Linked DNA regions of Homo sapiens: region 2 is linked to region 1. Evidence: chromatin loops called from intact Hi-C (ENCODE). Cell type or tissue: body of pancreas. All regions are shown on one strand. Each heading gives the region's core, and the rest is flanking DNA. Links, peaks and the distances in the headings are about the cores only.

Region 1 (11,194 bases), core at 1,306-9,305:
ACTGAGGCCTCTAGAGGATAACGCTTGGCCAGTAAGGGGCAGCACTGGGGCATGAGCCCAGGTCTATCTGATTTCAAAACCTGTGTAAAACATTCAGCTGGTGCTACTGACCGGATCAAAACAGTCCCCTTTACCAAGCTCAAATGCCATTTAAAAGTCCCAGGTCAGGCCAGGTGTAGTGATTCACGCCTGTAATCACAGCACTTTGGGAAGCCGAGGTGCGTGGATCACCTGAGGTCCGGAGTTCGAGACCAGCCTGAGCAACATGGTGAAACCTCATCTCTACTAAAAATACAAAAAGTAGCTTGGCGTGGTGCCAGGCGCCTGTAGTCCCAGCTACTCAGGAGGCCGAGGCAGGAGAATCGCTTGAGCCCGGGAGGCAGAGGGTGCAGTGAGTTGAGATTGCACCACTGCACTCTAGCCCGGGCGACAAGAGTGAAACTGTCTCAAAAAAAAAAAAAAAAATCCCAGGTCCCTCCTCTGCCGTACCCAGGGTGCCCTATGCCCTCCGCTGCAGAGCTCTCTCTGCCTGTCCATCCTCAAGGCCCATCTCAAATGCAGCCAGCTCTCTCCTGGAGCCCTAAAACACAAGGGCAAGGACTCTGGGGGACACTGAGTCCTGTGTTCAGCCCAGGATAGGATGAGCACATGTGGGCCACATCCTCTGTCTTGCCGGACTCCCTAACTCACAGCTCAACTCTGTCTCAGAGCAGTCACTCCCCAACTCACAACAACGAGAGGAGCTGGGGCATGCCGAGTACAACACAGCTTCCCTCCCCTCCCCAGCCCACCATGAAGACCCCTTCCCGTGCTTTTCCCATACAAAGCATTCAGTCCATTTGGGTGGTTGTTCAACTAAGCTCTCTGTTGAAACTGCTATTCATTTCAACTCACTGGGCAAGTGGCTTCCCACAAGTCTGAAAAAAGATTCACTGAACGTTCAAAGAAATTAAGAAAAACAAACTGGAGAGAGGGCTGCTTCCACCCTGGGGCCTGCACGCATGCTGCATGCTCCTCCCATGGAAACCAACTTCAATAGCGACCTTTCTCAAAACACACCCAGGAACTCCAGTGTTAAGGGGCAGGGACAGATCTGATCTTGATTTTTACTTTCTGTCGCTGGCCCTGTGTTCTGGGAAAGATGTTTGTCAGATCTGGACCACCCGTCTCCTACAGCAAGGTTGCAAGTTCAACGGAAGAGCATTGATTGACCAGCCCCAAGAAGATGCTGACCTTGGCCCTTTGTGAATTGACCTCCTGCCAGCGGAGTGCTAAGACACTGTGATCATTTGGATTTGCAGGGAGGGGGGCACCTCACCCAAGGCCGTCAGGTCTGAGGCCTGGGTGCTCAGGGTCCTGCCTGATTCTTGCAGGAAGCCTAGACTTGCTTGGCATCATTTCTGGTCACGTGTGATCAGGAGAAATGCAGTGAATGTTTTGCTCCTTCCACACCATGAAATCGTTTCCCCTACAGGTTATGCTGTGGGGGCTGTCACACTCCCTCAAAGAACTCAGTGGACTCTGTCCCAGGGCACCACTGCCCCAGAGCTCTAGTGCCTGGCCACCCAAGAGGCCACAGGGACAGGTCCCTGGGGGAGTGTTCTCAGCACTGAAGCCACCAGGATCAGCAGACACAGCCCAGCTCAATGATCCCGAGAGTGGGGGCAGCATCAGGCTCACCTCCGGAGAGCAGGGTCCCAGAGGCCACAAAAATTAACCCTCTCAGACCACAGCAAACTGGGGGAGAGCTTAATGCTCATAAAGTAACGTGGCACCCAGAGGCTTGGTTCCCTTTTAAAGATTGAAAGCAGGACGCAGTCCCCTGTTTCCCCAGGAAGAAGAGCCACAGAGCAGGCACCAGGGCCACCTCTCCTGGGCCGTCCCTCAACCCAGCCTGGGTGACTGGTGACAAGGGATGCCAGACTGAGGCCTGCAGCTCCAACCCACACCAAGGCCGCAGGCTGCCCAGCGTTTTTTGTTCAAATTTGTTCTCTTCCCTGAGGGATACTTCCCTCTCACACGGAGAATGTTTGGGTTGGCTTTCTGGAAAACTGGGTGGGAGTGAAAAATAGCTGCTTAAGGCATGAGGGGAGGGGGGATGCAACACTCACTAGGAAGAAAGATTCCCCTCCCCACCCCCAGGAGAAAGAAACCTCCCTCATTACCCAAGAGGAAGACCCCTCCATCTCCATCCCAGGAAGAATGAACACACACACACACACAATGAACACACACACACACAATGAACACACACACACACACCCACACACACACCCCTGCCCTGGGAGCAAGGAAGCGCCTCTCCCCCGCTCAGAACCCCCTCACTCCCCGAAAACCCGCAAGGCTGAGCTTTGGGAAGTAAACAAGTCCCGGCGCTTTACGCAGGCGCTGGGGGCCCAGCCAGGCCGCCACACTCGCTTCGCTGGTGACGGGAGGCACAGGCTTCCAGATGTGAAACGCTAACAGGCTGTAATGGCTTGAACTGAACAGGAAATATTTTTCCAAAGCCAAAAGAATGCAATCTTTTCAGTACAATGTAAAATGCTTTTATGAAAAAGGCACACAGTTAAAACGATAATTCACTGCAGACTGTAAAGAAACTGAAACCCCCAGCAAACCCCAAATTGAAGAATTCCCTTTAAGCATATGTTGACGTAGTTACCTTAAAAACAAACATAATGGTACGTCTTAAGGTGTCCTTTAGGGAAAATGCTTAAATCATTCAGAATCTTCGTATCAAAGCTTGGGTTCCCAGGGCTGCAGCAATAGATCCACTCCCTCGGTCACTGCCTGTCCCATCAGCCACGACCGCGGCTGGGTCAGCCACTGCTGATCAGTCCAGCAAGGCCTAATGTCCAAGGCCCTTCCTAGCACCTTTTGGTCCTTCCTATGTAAACTGCAAGGTCAACTAATGAAGACCTTGAACGGGATCAATGTTTTGCAATTAATCATTGATTTAGTATCACTAGCAAAATATTCTCTTCAAAGACTACCTTACCACAAAGGTTAGCAAAATCTTTTCAGTTTAACAAATGTAATTTGTATCATATGGGCCCATTATTTTAAGAAACATTACCGAAGACATTTTACATTTTACTAGCCTCACTCTTAGAAACTTGGACTTTGCCGAAAGCCACTACCTGGCAGCAACTATGAGGCAGTATGTCATGGGAAAAGCTGGCTGAAATCACTTGATTTTTTTTAGTAACGTGGGCTGTCATTCTTCAACTACAGTACGAACAATTCTTGCTCTGGATAATGTGAACACATTTTTAAGGACACAAAATTATGAAGTAGTATTCAAGTCTTTTTGTTTAGTTTTCTTGTTTTTTTGAGGCAAGGTCTCACTCTGTTGTCCAGGCCAGAGTGCGGTGGTGCAATCGCGGCTCATTGCAGCCTCCACCTCCCAGGCTCAAACAATCCTCCTGCCTCATTTTTTAATTTTTTTTGTGGAGACAAGGTCTCACTACAGGCTGGTCTCAAACTCCTGGGCTCAAGCGATCCTTCTACCTTGACCTCCTAAAGTGGTGGCTGGGCTTACAGGTGTGAGCCATTGCAGCTGGCCATCAAGTCATATATATATACACACACATATATATACACATATATATATACACATATATATACATATTATATGTATACATATATATATACACATATATATACACATATATATATACACATATATATACACATATATATATACACATATATATACACATATATATACACACACATATATATACACATATATATATACTTTTTTTGATATATATACTTTTTTTTGATATATATATACTTTTTTTTTTTTGAGACGGAGTTTCACTCTTGTCACCCAGGCTGGAGGGCAGTGGTGCAATCTCGGCTCACTGCAACCTCCACCTCCCCAGTTCAAGCGATTCTCCTGCCTCAGCCTCCTGAGTAGCTGGGATTCCAGGTGCCCGCCACCATGCCCAGCTGATTTTTTTGTATTTTTAGTAGAGACAGTGTTTCACCATGTTGTGCAGGCTGGTCTTGAACTCCTGACCTCAGCTGATCCACCTACCTCGGCCTCCTAAGGTGCTGGGATTACAGGCATGAGCCACTGCGCCCGGCCTCAAGTCCTATTTTTAAACAATAGTTAGGAATAGATACTGCTTATAGAAAACCTTTTTTTATTTTTGTTTTTCTTTATTTTGTCACATAGGTGGCCTGTTTCTTTCTTCACAAATCAATTTTCTTGTAAAAGGAATTTATTATAGAAGAAATCCTTATTAAATAAGAAATCTGCCAGAAGTGGGGGGGGGGTGTTAAATGACTAATTTTGGGCTCAGCAGAGAGCATGAAAACTAGTTTCTAATCAGAAAGAGGACAACATCAGAAAATATAGGAAGCTTGTGGCAAGAGCTCTGCAGGGGTCTGAACCCAGGTGTTCTGCACACCCGCGGTAGCGGTGAAGCATCCAAAGGGAGAAGAGTTCCAAATGCCACCTCAGCAGCTCAGAATCCAGAACCAGAAATGTAGCAGGGGTCCTGATTTCTAGGAAGGTATGTGCTTCACAGCACAGTCCAGTCCCCAGAGCTGCGTGTTCTTAAGTTGTATGCCTTAAGAAAACTCAATACTCACAAATGCAAACTTCCTTCTGAGCCTCCAAACCTCACCACATGATGTTTTAAAACTCAGAGCTACTTTTAACTTAAAGTATGCTTATGTTTAACTTTTTTTTTTAAGGAGGGCTGTTGGATTCAGTAAGGAATGCCCACAGTTGTGCAAGGCAGTGCCTGGCATTTATTTAATATCAAAGAATCTGAGGTTTTGTGCAGTCATCACCACAGCCTCCCTGGTATCATGCTGGCCCTTTCCCAAGCGCATCTTCGGAACGCTAGCTGCACAAGCTATGCTTCAGATATCCTCATGAAAGGGGGTTTCTGAAGTCAGCAAGATTAGAAAAGGGTGGCATGCTGCGCCTATCAGAAATCGAGGACTTTTGGAAATCCTGCAACAACAGAGTTTGCTTAACTCAGCATTTATTTCCCAAATGTACTTAACTAGAGACGCTTTGTCCCAGAACGTTGACAGGTAACAAAACCACCTTGGAGAAGAGTGCTTTGGAATGATGTCACAGTGGGAGGACCCATCACTGTCAGACAGAAGGCAAACAGGGAAGCACCCGGAGTTCAAGGTCAGAGTGTAAGAACTCATGGCCATTTGAAAGAGCCATGGTGACAGCAGCACATCCCTCTACCCAGAGGAGGAGAGAACAGAAGGTAAGGCAAATAAACACTTGGATATTTTTGTTGTTTTTTGAAGAGCATCTGATTGCCAAAATATTCTTAGCAAAGAATTTTTTTTTAAGTTGGAAGACAGAATGTAGAATATGTTAGAATTTCTTGAGCAGATGAGCAAAATTGTCAGGGAAGGAGGAGGCGCTGCTGGAGGTCTGCAGGTGGTGGTGGCGAAGGTTCTATTACCCAGTAATTGACAGGCAGCCTGTTGATCTGTTATCAGGTATTTAGTATTGGACAACTTGCAACTTGTCATTGCCTTGACTGAGAATAAATCACTTTTCCCAAATCTAAGAAGGTAAAATATGCAGATGCCTTTCTTTGCCACCCACACAAAGGTTTATATAATCCCGATTGCTTTTAATAAGAAGCTCTTGTAATCTGAGCATTGGTACCTCTTACTTTTAGGCAAAGTAAAACTATTTTTTACAAGATAAAACTATTTTTTCCCTTTGAATCAATCAAAAGGAGATGAGGTGGGACTAAAACATACTGTTCCTTTTGCATTCAAAGAGGTGTCACCTCTGGGGACCAGTGGGTCTCTACATTTGGGACAGACAGGAGGATATAACGCCTCAAATATCTGCTTCCTTTTGAATGGTAACCAAAGACAGGTCCTGACCTTGACCCCGTGCAGGAAGCTCAGGCTTCCCTCACCACTGACCATGAGCCACCCCATCCCTGTGGTCATGATGATGTTGCCCTATTTGTCTAACCTTTACCAGGAAGGAAGAGGGCTTTGGCACGTGCACAGGAAAACACGGAAAGCCCGACTCTTCGTATCCTGAATTTAATTGACCAAGAACTTGTAAAAATACCAAGTCCCAGTGTCAGTAATACCACAACACCATGCGGCGGTCCCAAAGCTGGTGGGAAAATGCTGTGGTGGAACAACTGTCCAGCACGGATCCGGAGCCCGAAACCACACAGCACACATGAGAAGAAAAATAACCCCTCGTCACCATAATGCGTTTACCCATTAGTCACAGAATAACATTTCTCAGAACTTACCCCCAAATTGTGTCTATTAATGGGCTTTATAAACTGTCGTCCAAAGATCACATCCTTACATGTTCATCTATTACATTTCAAACAATAAAACCTCTGAAAAGGAAAAAAAATGTTTTTGTATTTGGCATGCCTCGTTCTGTGCAAGTGATGAGGAGACTTGAAAGCACATTGGTCCTCGTCTGCACAGCCTAGTTCTGGGTTAAGCTGGTGCACACTGTCTAAGTACTTAGACTCCACATATGCTGCACTCGAAAAACGTATGGTGTTGAACGTGTTTATCTTGAACTTAGACAATGATTTACCAGGGAAAATGCAGTCACTTCCAAATAATTGAAAATGTATTAAGATGACTATATTTTTACAAGGGCACTGAACTCATTTGTGTAAAACTGAAAAGTAAATGAGGAAATACATGCAGAATACTAATATTTGTATCAAGGTTGCAATATTGGTGCCAATTCAGTTTTAAATTGAAGAAATAGTAAAGGAATGTAACATTCTGCCTTCCGCAAATAAACAATATTTCCGAAGTACTTACTGGGAGAAAATGTATGGTATTACAAAATATGGTGATAGGCTATATTAAAATGTACTCTTTTACATCTGTAATCTCAGCACTTTGGGAGGCCAAGGCAGGCAGATCACGAGGTCAGGAGATCAAGACCATCCTGGCCAACATGGTGAAACTCCCGTCTCTACTAAAAATACAAAAATTAGCTGGGCATGGTGGCAGGCACCTATAGTCCCAGCTACTCGGGAGGCTGAGTTAGGAGAATCACTTGAACCCGGGAGGTGGAGGTTGCAGTGAGCTAAGATCACAGAGCGAGACTCCGTCTCCCAAAAAAAAAAAAAAAAAAGTGATCTTTTAAACCTGACATTTGCATAGAGTTTTCCAGTTTACCAAGGGCTTTCACATTTCCTCTCTTGTGTGAAACTTACATCAACCCTGTGAAAGCAATGAAGCACGAAGCCCTAACCCCATTTTTCAGGTGTGGAAACAGAAGCTCAAAAACAAGAAGTTATTAGTAATGAGGCTGGGGCTCAAACCCAGGTCTTGAGATTTCTAGCAGAGCCTTCCCTGACTCACCTACTTACCAATTTCTATTGTTCTACCCACACACTGTGCAAACGGCAGCCAGGGCTCAGCATCACACTGTTGAAAATACCACTGAACTAATTTGCACACCCACTTTCATAGCAGCATTATTCACCATAGCCCAAAGATAGAAGCAACTCAAGTGTCCATTGATGGGTGAGTGGATAAACAGAACATGGTATACACATACAATGGAATATTATTCAGACCTAAAAAGGAAGGAAATTCTGACGCATGTTACAACATGGATGAACTTTGAGGACATTACGCTAAGTGAAATAAGCCAGTTACGAAAGGACACGTGCTGAATGATTCCACTTATATGAGGTACCTAAAATAGGCAAATTCATAGAGACGGCAAATAGAAGTTAACAGGGGTTTCGGGGAAGGAAGACTGGGGAGCTTTTAATGTTTAATGTTTGCAGAGTTTCTGTTTGGGATGATTAAAAAAATCCTGGAGATAGATGGTGATGAAGCTTGCAAAACAATGTGAATTTACTTAATGCCAGTTAAAAATGGCTAAGATGGTAAATTTTATGTTATGTATATTTTAACACAATAAGTAAAATGTTGGCTGGGCACAGTGGCTCATGACTGTAATCCCAGCACTTTGGGAGGCCAAGGCGGGTGGATCACCTGAGGTCAGGAGTTCGAGACCAGCCTGGCCAACATGGTGACATCCCGTCTCTACTAAAAATACAAATAATTAGCTGGGCATGGTAGCGAGTGCCTGTAATCCCAGCTACTTAGGAGGCTGAGGCAGGAGAATCACTTGAACCCAGGAGGCGGAGGTTGCAGTGAGCCGAGATCGTGTCATTGCACTCCAGCCTGGGCAACAAGAGCAAAACTCCATCTCAAAATATAAAATAAAATAGGCCAGGTGCAGTGGTCATGCCTGTAATCCCAGCACTTTGGGAGGCCGAGGCGGGCGGATCACGAGGTCAGGAGATCGAGACCATCCTGGCTAACATGGTAAAACCCCATCTCTACTGAAAATACAAAAAACTAGCCAGGTGTGGTGGCACGTGCCTGTAGTCCTAGCTACTCGGGAGGGTAAGGCAGGAGAATTGCTTGAACCTGGAAGGTGGAGGTTGCAGTGAGCCAAGATCACACCACCACACTCCAGCCTGGCAACAGAGTGAGACTCTGTCTCAAAAAAACAAAAGAACTAACTAAATAAATAAAACATAAAATGTTAAAAACACTGAATATCTGGCCCCTTCCTTCAAACGTTTTGTTTTATATGGAAAAGTATGACACATTATTATTTTAGATTGTTTTCACGGATGTAAAATACATGTAACATGAAGTTTCTCACTTAAACATTTTTAAGTATACAGTTTTGTGGCATTATGTGCATTCACACTGTTCTGCAATTATCATCACCACCTAGCTCCAGAACCTTCTCATTTTACCAGCTAAACTCTGTACTCCCTGTACAGAAGTGACTAACCCTCCCTGGCAACAGCCATCCCACTTTCTAACTCTATCAAGATCACTACTCGAGGTACTTCAGATAAGTGGAATCTTACAATATTTGTCTTTTTGCAACTGGTTAGTTTCATGTACCATAATGTCTTCAAGGTTCATCCATGTTGTAGCACATGTCAGAATTTTCTTCCTTTTTAAAGCTGAATAATGTTTTTTTCAGATTATTAGGTTTACTGAAACCATCCTCTTTTTATTATACGTATAGACCACATTTTGTTTATCCATTCTTCTAGCAATGGACACTTGGGTTGTTCCCACCTCCTGGCTATTGGGAAGAAGGCTGCTGTGAACACAGGTGTACAAATATCTGTTCAAGTCCCTGCTTTCAATTATTTTGGCTATATATCCAGAAGCAGGATTGCTGGATCATACAGTAATTCTATGTTTCCTTCTTTGAGGAACTTCTACACTGTCTTCTGCAGCAGTGACACCATTTTGCATTTCCATCATCAATGCACAAGGATTCCAATTTCTCCACATCCTCAGCAAAACCTGTCATTTTTCGTGTTTTCATTTGGTGGTTGTTGTTGTTATTTTGTTTGTTTATTCTGAGATGGAGTCTTGGTCTGTTGCCCAGGCTGAAGTGCCATGGAGCGATCTCCACCTCCTGGGTTCAAGTGATTCTCCTGCCTCAGCCTCCCAAGTAGCTGGGATTACAGGTGCTCACCATGAATCCTGGCTAATTTATTGTATTTTTAGTACAGACGGGGTTTCACCATGTTGGCAGGCTGGTTTCAAACTGCTGACCTCAGGTGATCCTCCCACCTCAGCCTCCCGAAGTGCTGGGATTACAGGCGTGAGCCACCATGCCCAGCCAGTTCTCATGCTTTGTGACTTGCATTTCTCTAATGATTAGTTATGTTGAGCATCTTTTCATAAGCCTATTGGCCATGTGTATATCTTCTTTAAAGACATGTCTATTCAAAGCTGGGCATGGTGGCTCACGCTTGTAATCCCAGAACTTTGGGAGGCCGAGGCAGGCAGTTCACTTGAGGTCAGGAGTTCAAGATCAGCCTGGCCAACATGATGAAACATGGGAGGCAGAGGTTGCAGTGAGCTGAGATCGTGCCACTGCACTCCAGCCTGGACAACAGAGCAGGACCTTGAAGGAAGGAAGGAAGGAAGGAAGGAGGAAGGAAGGAAGGAAGGAGAAAGAGAGAGAGAGGGAGAGGAAGTGAGGGAAAAAAGAAAGAAAGAAAGAAAGAAAGAAAGAAAGGAAGTAAAGAAGGAAAAGAAAGAAGAAAGATGTCTGTTCGAATCCTTTGCCCATGCATTCATTTTTAACATCAACTTGAAAAACTTCCAAGAGGGAGAAAGATAGATATTCATTCAGTAGGGGATAAGTGTGTGTGTGTGTGTGTGTGTGTGTGTGTGTGTGTGTGTGTGTGTGTGTATGCTGCTTCCTCTAGAATATACTGCAATAGGAAACCAAATCAGAGAATCAGAGTGCCAAGAGTTCAGGCAAGACACAGTGACAACTTCATCTAGTGATGGCATTGAAGATGGCATTGAAGAGAGAGATGGGAGACTCGAGCCAGGTTTTGGCAATGGACATGGCAGAACTTGCTGCTAAGCTGTAGATGTAGGATGAGGGCCAAGCTGACCTTCTCCTTTAACTCTTCCCCTCAATAAAATTCAACTGGCAGCTTCCAAACTGTGACAGACTTAGACTGTTTCCAATGTTACTTTATAAACCTATTAAGATCCTAGCCTTCCCAAAGGGTTAAACTGATGAACACACCAACAGAAGAATGACATGCACATTACTCTAAAACAACAAATATTTTTAAGGTATTTTAAACTGAACAAGTATGAAAAGGAAAATGAAATGCCCACAAGAGGATGGCTTTCATATATTAGATTGAAACCTGGAGAAACTCAAAGAATGATACCATGACTCTCCTCAACATTAGGCCACGCAGATGTTTGGACACGAGGGCAAGGGCACCCACTTCGAGGTCATTCAGACTTGATTTCAAAAATCCCTGAGCATATGATTAAAGAAATTGCCAGGGAAGAATCAGCATAAACTACAGAATTGGACCCATCAAGACCACAAATATTAAAACTATTTCATATAGAAGATAATGATACTAAATAAGTTTTAGGAAATTTAAATAAAGAATTTAAAGGGCCAAGATTTTTCAAATTGCCCAATAAGATTCCAGGGGGAAAGAACTTCTAGAAAGGGATGTCTTTAATAGCCAATAAACTGGAAAATGTGTCTGAAGAAATTACCCAGAATGCAGCACAGATGAACATACAGGTGGAAAACTTGAAAGGCAGGTTAAAAGAAAGGAAGAATAGAATGATAAAGCCCGGCAACTATCTA
Region 2 (11,194 bases), core at 1,552-9,551, 110 kb after region 1:
AAAAAACCTAGAACAGTTGAAAACATGCATCCCCTGTGACCCAGCTATTCCACTGCTTGGCAAACACCCTAGAGAAACTCTTACACGTGTGCTTAAGGAAACAAGTGCAATATCCTTCACTAAAATTGGCAAGTGTATAGGGGAAATACAGTTGGAGCATGCTGCTCAAAACCTATAGAACTTTGTCACCCCAGCACTAACAAAAGCTACCATGTTTTAAAAATTATGACACAAACAGAGTTGGTCCCATGCTGGCATTGTTCCCAGCATCCCAGGTGCCTGTCCTTTTCAGCCTTCAACCCGAGGCTCCTCCTTCTGGGACAGGTAGGTAGAGAACATTTTCATCAAAATTAAAAATATGGCCCCTGGACTGTATTTTTTAAGGTCCGAAGTTTTAATACAAGGAGAAATGCTTCCAATTTCTTTTTTTGTTTGTTTGTTTTTGAGACAAGGTCTCGCTCTGTCGCCCAGGCTGGAGTGCAGTGGAGAGATCTCAGCTCACCACAACTTCCACCTACCAGGTTCAGGCAATTCTCCTGCCTCAGCCTCCTGAGTAGCTGGGATTACAGGCGCCCGCCGCCACGGCCAGCTGATTTTTGTATTTTTAGTGGAGACGGGCTTTCACCATGTTGGCCAGACTGGTCTTGAACCCCTGACCTCAAGTGATCCACCCGCCTCAGCCTCCCAAAGTGCTGGGATTACAGGTGTGAGCCACCACCCCTGGCTGAAATGCTTCCAATTTCTTAACGTTATTCTTCTGCACCCACAGCAAAACCATATAGCTTAATAGCTCTATGGAAAACATAGTGCTCCTCGAAGTCACTAACCCTGTAAGTATTCGCTCCGAAGGAAGACATTTTAGTAGATTTTCAGCTCCAGGTCTGTATTCATTGCTACGACTTTTTTTTTTTTTTTCTTTTTTTTGAGATGGAGTCTCCTCTGTTGCCCAGGCTGGAGTGCAGTGGCGCGATCTTGGCTCACTGAAACCTCTGCCTCCCGGGTTTAAGCGATTCTCCTGCCTCAGCCTCTGGAGTAGCTGGAATTACAGGCGCCCGCCACCGCGCCCCGCTACTTTTTGCAGTAGAGACGGGGTTTCACCATGTTGGCCGGGATGGTCTCGATCTCCTGATCTCGTGATCCACCCGCCTCGGCCTCCCAAAGAACTGAGATTACAGGCGTGAGCCACTGCGCCCGGCCGACTTTCTCTTTTAATTGCTTTAAAACAGTAACATGTTGTGGAAAATCATGTGTAAGCTAACATGACTTCCGTGTTCTAACATCCTCCCCTTATTTACCAACTGTGTGTTAGGTAATTTGTACAAGAAGTAACCCGAGTTGTAATGAGGATGTACATTTCAGCATTGTTTGTTATAGCAAAGAGCTGGGTAGGGAAACTCTGAAAGTCTCTCACTTGGCAGTGGTAAGTACAACCCTGTATATTCACATCATGGGATAGTATATAATAACTAAGGCAAATGAGCTAGATCCATGTCTATCAATATACATTGGTCTTGAAAACATAATATTAGTTTAAAAAGCAAGGTGCAGAACATGTAAAGTTAGAAAAATAATGAAACAATACTAAGGATTATATGCAGCAAAAATATAAAATGCAAATCAGAAAAATACATACCAAAATAATGGTCATAGTTTTCTCTGTAGTGGGCAAGAGGAGGATAAAATCATGGAAAGGGACTTCTACTTTATCTCTAAATTTTATTTCTTTTTTGAGATGGAGTCTCATTCTGTTGCCAGGCTGGACTGCGGTGATCTCGGCTCACTGCAACCTCCGTCTCCCGGGTTCAAGAGTTTCTCCTGCCTCAGCCTCCCGCGTAGTTGGGATTACTGGCGCCCGCCACCATGCCCGGCTAATTTTTGTATTTTTAGTACAGACGGGGTTTCACCATGTTGGGCAGGATGGTCTCAACCTCTTGACCTCGTGATCGGCCCGCCTCAGCCTCCCAAAGTGCTGGGATTACAGGCGTGAGCCACCGTGCCCGGCCTCTAAATTTTATTTCTTTTAAACCAACAAAATTCAAGGCAAAAATGAGAAAAATGTTTTCATTTGCTAAATCTGGCTCATGGGTAAAGCGTCTCTTCAATACTTTTCTCCTTAATTTTCTGTGTCAAAATTTTTTCCCAATTAAAAAAATAGGAATTTAACTCAGTTTGGTAGACATTTACTGAATGCCTAGTATGTGCAATCACACCCCTAAGTAACACTGGTGAAAGAAATGACAAACTCTGCTGACACATCATTTACAAGGAGTGGAGACAGTAAAGAGGTGTGTGAGAATAGGAAGAAGGAAAAGCTAATTCCACCTCTGGGGAACCAGGGCTGCTCCTCCCTGAAAGACACCAGGCTTCGTAGAGTGAGTGAGTGAACAGCGTTCAGGAAGGAGTTTTTTCTTTGAGGGATGACATGTAGATATAGAAAGGTTTCTTTCTAATGGAAAACCCAAGAAAATGAAACAAAAGAACCCAATGATTTCATCATAAATGGCACAAGAAACCCAAATTCCGCTTTTTTTTTTTTTGAGATGGAACTTTGCGCTTATCACCCAGGCTGGAGTGCAGGGGTGCAATCTCGGCTCACTGCAACCTCCACCTCCTAAGCTCAAGCGATTCTCCCACCTCAGCCTCCTGAGTAGCTGCGACCACAGGCACACACCACAATGCTCAACTAATTTTTGTATCTTTTGTAGAGATGCTGTTTCGTCGTATTGCCCAGGCTGGTCTTGAGCTCCTGAGCTCAGGTGATCCACCTGCCTCAGCCTCTCCAAGTGCTGGGATTACAGGTGTGAGCCACCATGCCTGGCCTTAAATGTAATTTAAATAAGACGGAATTTGAATTCCCCACCCATGGAAAGAAGTTAACTCCACTTTGCTCAATAAATTCATTTTGTAAAACGTATTTTAAAAATGATCACTATGTCTGTGTTTAAGGCAGACTTTGTAACGCTATAATACTGTAAGTTGCATATTTAACACTATAATACTGAAAGTTGCATAAGTTCTTGGGAACTTATGCTCTCCTTTGACTTCAGTTTCCCCGTCTATAAAAATGGGTATGAAAATAACGACTATTTCTGTTTGTTAAGGAAATGGAGGTGGTGCGTTGTGTGCAATGTCTGGCTAAGAGCTGGTACTCAACAAAGTTACTTTCCTCTTCTTCTGTAAGAACCTGTTTATAGATAGAGCGAGACTCCATCTCAAAAAAAAAAAAAAAGAACCTGTTTATACGAGCAATGTCTACATTGCACTAGTTACAACAAATATTTCTTATCGATTCATTAATGTACATTCTCTTTTATCACAATTTTTTATTTTAATAATTATTTTTATAATTTTGAAAATAACGAAAGCTACAATCTGTTTAAAGGATTCTGCAGTATAAATCCTTCCCTAGTTCTCAGAGTTTTCTTGTAACACAGAGGCAGTGAACACTTTGGTGTTCAAAGTACATCTGCAAAAGGCCTTAGAGGTCTCTGAACCCTAGAAAGTGTTTGCAAAATTGTGTGTATGAATAGAGACAGATTTTTCCAGGGAGAGGACCCATGACTTTTATTAGATTACTCCCACTTTACTCCAACTGCTACTATAACCTTATATTGTGTGTCTTTTACAATAACTCAGCTTTGCAACTATACAGGAAATTGAAAACTACTTGCCCACCTTTATGTTAATAAAAAAATTAAGCTGGTGAATTAGACTGGGGTATGAGGATAAAAGAGAATATATTAACTTAGAAAAGAAAAAGAAAGGAGCATGCTACAGACCAATAACAAGGAAGATGAGGCAGGGCATAGTGGTGCACGCCTGTAATCACAACATGGAGGTTACTCGGGAGGCTGGGGTGGGGAGGATCACTTGAGCCCCAGAGGTGGAGGCTGCAGTGAGCCATGATCATGCCACTGCACTCCAGCCTGAGCGACAGAGTGGGTACCATGGCTCACACCTCTAACCCCCAAATTTTGGGAGGCTGAGGAGGGAGGATCTCTTGAGCCCAGTAGTTTGAGAATAGCCTGGGTAACATGGCAAGATCCTGCCTCTACAGAAAATTAAAAAATTAGCTGGGCATGGTGGTGTGAGCCTATAGTCCCAGCTACTCGGGAGGCTGAGGCAGGAAGATCACTTGAGTTCAGGAGAACAAGGCTGCAGTGAGCTATGATCGCGGCACTGCACTCCAGCCTGGGAGACAAAGCAAGACTCCATCTCTAAAGAAAAATAAAAGACAAGAAGTGAAAAGAAAATAGAAGTAAACAGCAGCTCAGCGATGGCATCTAATAAAGTCTTCTTCTCCTCTCCTTTTTCCTACTACCCTAGTTGTAGACCAAGAGGAAATATTTAATGAAAATTCAATGCCTTTATTGCAAATAACAAAATTTGGAGAGTGAGGAAACGTTTTTTTCTTTTCTTCCTCTTCCCCTTCCTCCTCCCCCTCCTCCTCCCTCCCTCCTCCTCCTCCTCCTTCTTCTTCTTCGTTTTTTTTTTTTTTTTTGAGATGGAGTCTTGCTCTGTCGCCCAGGCTGGAGTGCAGTGGCATGATCTCGGCTCACTGCAAGCTCCACCTCTTGGGTTCATTCTCCTGCCTCAGCCTCCCGAGTAGCTGGGACTATAGGCGCCCACCACCACACCTGGCTAATTTTTTGTATTTTTAGTAGAGATGGGGTTTCACCGTGTTAGCCAGGATGGTCTTGATCTCCTGACCTGGTGATCTGCCTGCCTCGGCCTCCCAAAGTGCTGGGATTACAGGAGTGAGCCACCGCGCCCGGCTTCTTCTTTCTTCTTTCTTTTTCTCCTTCTTCTTCTTTTTCTTTAGAGACAAGAGCCTTCCTGTGTTGCTTAGGCTGGTCTTCAACTCCTGGGCTGAAGCAGTCCTCCTGCCTAGGCCTCCCAAAGTGCTGGGATTACAGTGCTGGGATTACATGCCACCTGCACATTTCTATCTTTATGCTCTAAGTGCTGCAGATTTGGGGGAAGCTCTAGCTCTGATGGGAAATGTCCGGACCTCTTTAATTTTCTTCACCCTGTTCCACAGGTCGGCGTCTTTATGCCTTCATGCGCCCTTCTCTCTTCGGTCTCTCAAGAGTAACTTGGTGCTTTCTTCTCTGTGGTCTTCGGAGTTCTGCTTATTCCTCTTCCTGAGGCCAGGAGACTGTTGGCTGTCCTAGTGATCTGATCGCATCAACACCCACTTTTTCTTCTTGGAAGTGGCCATGGTCACTTTTCCCATGGGCAGGGAAGAGCAGCTTCTGAGGATTACACGGAGCACAAAGGCCACGGAAGCTCCCCCCCAGTATAGGGGTGGGATCTTAGCACCTACCAGTAGGTTTTAGCTTCAGAAGGAGGGCCTTGGGTGCTCTGCCTGTAGGGAGCCCTAAAACCCCATCCGCAGCATGGCAGGACAAGCCAGTCCCCAGCCTCCACTGTCCTGAGGCGTCCCCTCCTCTGCCCGCGCTCTCTGCCTCATTCGTCCCCACCCCACCACATGGTCTCCTCTTAGGGGATCTCATGATAGGCAGTGGTTTTCAAACTTTTCAGAAAAAGTGGTGGAATCATTCATTTCAAATTAATTTTTCATCCAAAATCTAATGTATAAAACAGCTTGAAGCCAGGCAGAGCTTGGATGGTGGGATTGGTCATTTCTTTACCTCCTTAACTTCCTTTGACTCCTCCACAACCCCTTCTTTTGACAACCCCCAGGAGGGGCTATATAGCACCCCTCAGATTCCAGGGACACCACTGAGGAGCCATTGATGGAAGGAAGCAAAGCAGTCACTGCTGGCCGGGCACGGTGGCTCATGCCTGTAATCCCAGCACTTTGGAAGGCTGAGGCAGGTGGATCACTTGAAGTCAGGGAGTTCAAGACCAGCCTGGCCAACATGGTGAAATCCTGTCTCTACTAAAAATACAAAAATTAGCACACCCGTAGTCCCAGCTACTCGAGACGCTGAGGCAGGAGAATTGCTTCAACCCGGGAGGTGGAGGTTGCAGTGAGCCAAGACCGCACCATTGCACTCCAGCCTGGACAACAGAGCGAAACTCCATCTCAAACAAAAAACAAAACAAAACAAAACAAAACAAAAACAGTCACTACTCACTATTCCTGTCAAAGTTCTTGTTCACAAACAGCAACATCCAACTGTAGGCCCTTGATCAGTACAGGAATTTATTGGAAGACTACACTACTGGATAGCTGAGAATTATAAGGAAGGCTGGGAGAACCAGGCTCAAAAAAAGGGGAAAGGACCATGGGGGACTAGATCAGCTGAGCTCTGGCCACGCAGTTTATGTTCTGTGCAGTTCCAGAGCATCAGTCACTATATTTGTGCAGTGCCACCCGGGTAAGTTCCGAGCAGGGTCCTTGTGACCCCCTTCAGAGGTCCGTGGTGTGCGGATGCTGGGCAGCCCAGAAGGACAGTGTCCTTCCTGCTTCTTTGTGCCAGCTCCTTTATTTATTTCAGCTCCTTTCATCCTCTCCAGAGCCCATCCTAAAATCACCGGGGGAACCTCGTTAAAATGCAGATTTCTAGGCTCTCTCCCACGCCACCACCTACCTCCCCACCCCCAGGATCCTGTCTGATAAAAAAGTTCTGGGTGGCAGCCTGGGAAGTTCCATTTAACAAGCACCTCAGCTGATTCTGATGTGGGTGGCACAGGAAACACATTCAGAGAAACACTGCCCTGCATGCTAAGCTTTATGATTGCTATTTTATAAAGGGGTAAAGTTTCACTCACCCAGGATCACATAGCTGGCAACTGAATTCAGACCCTTCTGGCTCCAAAGTGTATGCACTTTTCACCATAGTCAAGACATCTCTCTTCATACCGGTTTCTGAAACTTCAGTTTTTTTCCTGTTCCAAATGTCACTTCATATGTTTCTTTAAATTGATTTTATTAAAAATAAAACTGGCCAGGCACGGTGGTTCATGCCTGTAATCTCAGCGTCTTGGGAGGCTGAGGTGGGTGGATCACTTGAGCCTAGGAGTTCGAGACCAACCTGGGCAACAGCAAGACCCCGTCTCTTAAAAAAAAAAAAATCAGCCGGGCATGGTGGTGCATATCTGTGATCCTAACTACTTGAAAGGCTGAAGTAGGAGGATCGCCTGAGTAGGAGGATCGCCTGAGGCTAGAGTTTGAGGCTGCAGTGAGCTATGATCGTGCCACTGCACTCCAGCTTGAGCAACAGAGCAAGACACCATCTCAAATAAAAAATAAATAAAAATTGGCCGGGTGCGGTGGCTCACGCCTGTAACCCCAGCACTTTCGGTGGCCGAGGCGGGCGGATCACGAGGTCAGGAGATTGAGGCTATCTTGGCTAACACGGTGAAACCCCGTCTCTACTAAAAATACAAAAAATTAGCTGGGCATGGTGGTGGGTGCCTGTAGTCCCAGCTACTCGGGAGGCTGAGGCAGGAGAATGGCGTGAACCGGGGAGGCAGAGGTTGCAGTGAGCCAAGATCGTGCCACTGCACTCCAGCCTGGGCGACAGAGTGAGACTCCGTCTCAAAAATAAAATAAAATAAAATAAATTTTAAAAAAACCCTAGATTCATTTTTTAAAAAAAGTTATTATTTTCATAAATAGAAAACCATTATTACTTGCTATTCGCTATAAATAGGAGGTAACCATAAAAACAAACTGGCAAACTGAGTGCAGTGGCTCTTGCCTGTAGTCTGAGCTACTCAGGAGGCTGAGGCAGGAGGATCACTTGAGGCAAGGAGTTTCAGGCCAGTTGCCCAGGCAACTGGTCTTTTTTTTTTTTTTTTTTTTTAAATCTTTTAAAATTAGTCGGGCACGGTGGTGTGCCTGCAGTCCCAGTTACTTGGGAGGCTGAGGTGGGATGATTCCTTGAACCTAGGAGTTTGAGGCCACAGTGAGCTATTTTATTTTAAAGAGACAGGGTCTCACTCTGTCACCCAGGCAGTGGTGCCATCATAGCTCATTTTAGCCTTGAACTCCTTGGCTCAAGCCATCCTCCCAACTCAGCCTCCTAAGTAGCTAGGACTACAGGCCTGAGCCATTTTGTCTGGTTTATTTATTTAGTTTTTTGTTAAGATGGGGTCTTGGTACGTTGCCTAGGCTGGTCTTGAACTCCTGGCCTCACATGATCTTCCTACTTCAGCCTCCCACAATGCTGGGATTACGGGCATGAGCAACTGTGCCTGGCCTGCAGTGAGCTATGATTGTGCCACTGCACTCCCGCCTAGGCGACAGAGCAAGACCTGTTTCTTTTTTTTCTTTTTTTTCTTTTTTTTGAGATGGAGTCTTGCTGTTTCCCAGGCTGGAGTGCAGTGACACGATCTCGGCTCACTGCAACCTCCACCTCCTGGGTTCAAGCAACTCTCCTGCCTCAGCCTCCTGAGTAGCTGGGATTACAGGTGTGTGCCACCATGCCCAGCTAATTTTTGGATTTTTATTAGAGACAGGGTTTTGCTATGTTGGTCAGGCTGGTCTCGAACTCCTGACCTCGTGATCCACCCGCCTCAGCCTCCCAAAGTGCTGGGATTAGAGGCATGAGCCACCGCGCCCAGCGACCTTGTTTCTAAACAAACAAACAAAGTGAACTGTTAGTGACAGATCCTGACCATTCTGAAAAGAACAGGGCTGAAGTAGTGTAGCCTTCAGACTTGGTTACCCCTAGTCCTACTCCAAACACACACACACACACACACACACACACACACACACACACACACACGGCATTCATGCAGTATACATGAAGCTTTCTTAACCTGAGGCCCAAGTATGGGCTCAGAGGAGGGAACAGTTTTTGTGCTGTTTGATCTATTGGAATGTTTTCCTGAGCTGAGCATCCATTGCCCACATTCGAGTCTCAAAGAGGCTCACTATTGAAAAAGGTGAAAAATTGCTGTTTGAAGTGAATGTTTCCAATCTCGCTTTTCTCTTTAGCTTATGTTACGTGATTCCTCCTCCCACCTAATTTTCTTCAAGGATCCCCTCCCACTGTGTCCTGGACTTGGTGCTCTTTATCCCTCACAACTGGGTTTCACAGACCTGTTCTGAAGGGACATTTGGCCTGTGTTTCCATGAATGCCCCCTGGAAGGGCACAAGACAAGCATGTCCTGGCCCTGTAGAGAGGTCTGTGCTGGGAATGGATCATGACATGAAACTTCTTCTCCCTGCAAATGTCTGCTTTGTAAATAGTCTGCACCTTTGGTCTGGATGCTGTAATAAGTTGAAGCATTTCTTAGCAGCATTTATTTTTCTTCTTAAAAAATTATAAATTGAGGCTGGGCACGGTGGCTCACACCTGTAATCCCAGCACTTTGGGAGGCTGAGGCAGGAGGAACACCTGAGGTCAGGAGTTCGAGACCAGCCTGGCCAACATGGTGAAACTCCATCTCTCCTAAAAATACAAAAATCAGCCGGGTATGGTGCCAGGTGCCTGTAATCCCAGTTTCTTTGGAGGCTGAGACAGGAGAATTGCTTGAACTCGGGAGGCAGAGGTTGTAGTGAGCCGAGATCACACCACTGCACTCCAGCCTGGGCAACAGAGTGAGACTCGATCTCAAAAATAAAAAATACAAATTATAAATTGAACAATGAGTAAATGGATGGCAGATGGTGAGAACCAGGGTTCTCACTAATGGATGGGAGCAAGGGCAAGGGGAAGGAGGCTAGGATGATCCGTGTGCTAATGGAGCAGTTGGAAACTTCAGTAGGAACTTCGTTTGGCTTCACAGAGATACAGATGGTTACATATTGAAATATTTTCAGATATGTGTAAATACACAAGTTAGTATGCACAGATGTGTTTCCTTATTTCGTCAGCTGAGAGGACCTAGAAGCAATGACACCCCAGTAGCAACAAGCACACCTGGCAGCTGGCTTTTGGTTTCTGAAAGCGTTTTCCAGTTTCCACTGGAACCAGGGCTCCTTGGAGAAGTAACTGATTCTAGGGCTGAGGCAGGAGATATATGAGATCAGCCTGGAGTATCTTGTAGTGCCGGAAACTAAAATTGCTAAAACCAAAACAAAACCCAAAATGATGGGGGTATGTCAAGTGGACCCAAGAGGCAAATGAAATTACTCCCAATAGCCAAACCTGGAACAATCTGAGCAACATAATAAATAAAGTATTACTGGGTTATAACCCAAAATATGAAATAAATATCCACAAGCCTGTACTGATATAAATAAAAAGTTATTATATAAATAAAGGAGAATAGACAAACCTGCTGTGCAGAAGAATTGTAGATAACTTACACAGATATGTTTCCCTTACGGAGGTGGAGCATAAGTGTGGGATAGGCAGAGTGACTTTCTTTCAAAGAGTACAACATATAAAGAGAGAGAAAAATAGAGATAACTTTACAGTAGAAAACTTGATGAACATCACCTCAGGCAGGTGATCAATGTTAACATCATGTTGATAGCATGTACCCTTGTTATGATGTGATGAGAACAGCACTGTACCTCTGGAGTCTTTCTCCCAGAAACACATTATCCAACATGGTGAAACCCTATTTCTACTAAAAATAGAAAAAAAAAAGAAATTAGCCAGGCTTGGTGGTGGGCGCCTGTAGTCCCACTTACTCGGGAGGCTGAGGCAGGAGAATCGCTTGAACCCGGGAGGCAGAGGTTGCAGTGAGCCGAGATTGCACCACTGCACTCCAGCCTGGGCAACAGAGTGAGACTGTGTCTCTGAAAACAAAAAAAATCATCATAATAACGATGTCTTAATATTGGTTCATTAGTTATGACAAATGTCGCATAGCAGTATGTTAATAATATGGGGAACTGGGTGTGGTTATATGAGACTCTCTGTACTACGTTTGCAACAGTTCTGTAAATCCAAAACTATTCTCTACTAAAAAGTTTATTTTAAAAAAGACAAAGGAAAAATTTATAAAACAGTTCAAGCCTACAAAAAATACACAAAATAACTTACAGACACACATGTACCTGCCATCCAGGTTTAACAGATATTAACATTTTGGATCATTTGCTTCAGATATCTTTTGTCTTTTAAACAAATAAAAGGTTGTCAGTATAGTTAAAACTATTCTCTATTTTTTATCTCTTCCTTCATCCTGAGAGATAATGTCTCACTGACGTTATTATCTCTTCCATGAATATTTTATACTTTTGATACATATGTATGTATCCATAAACAATAATGCTATTGTTTTTGTATTGATAGTTACATAAACAGTAGCATATCA

What was found. A loop is a pair of places that touch in the nucleus more often than their neighbours do. Peaks named below come from ENCODE experiments on the same cell type or tissue, not always from the same donor. Only the 100,000 strongest peaks of a DNase experiment are listed, where the experiment ranks them.
Region 2: a loop joins it to region 1, with 2.0 times the contacts of the local background. A loop is called at or near these places in 25 of 110 quality-filtered maps.

Annotation. Positions count from the first base shown.
Region 1 is chr15:98,523,442-98,534,635 of GRCh38, forward strand. No RefSeq gene overlaps it. Among named protein-coding and RNA genes, the nearest start is that of LINC02351, 110 kb to the left of the region's middle. In body of pancreas, for the core only: no CTCF peak of the experiment used is centred there; a DNase peak (open chromatin) is centred at 6,130.
Region 2 is chr15:98,629,508-98,640,701 of GRCh38, forward strand. No RefSeq gene overlaps it. Among named protein-coding and RNA genes, the nearest start is that of IGF1R, 13 kb to the right of the region's middle. In body of pancreas, for the core only: no CTCF peak of the experiment used is centred there; no DNase peak of the experiment used is centred there.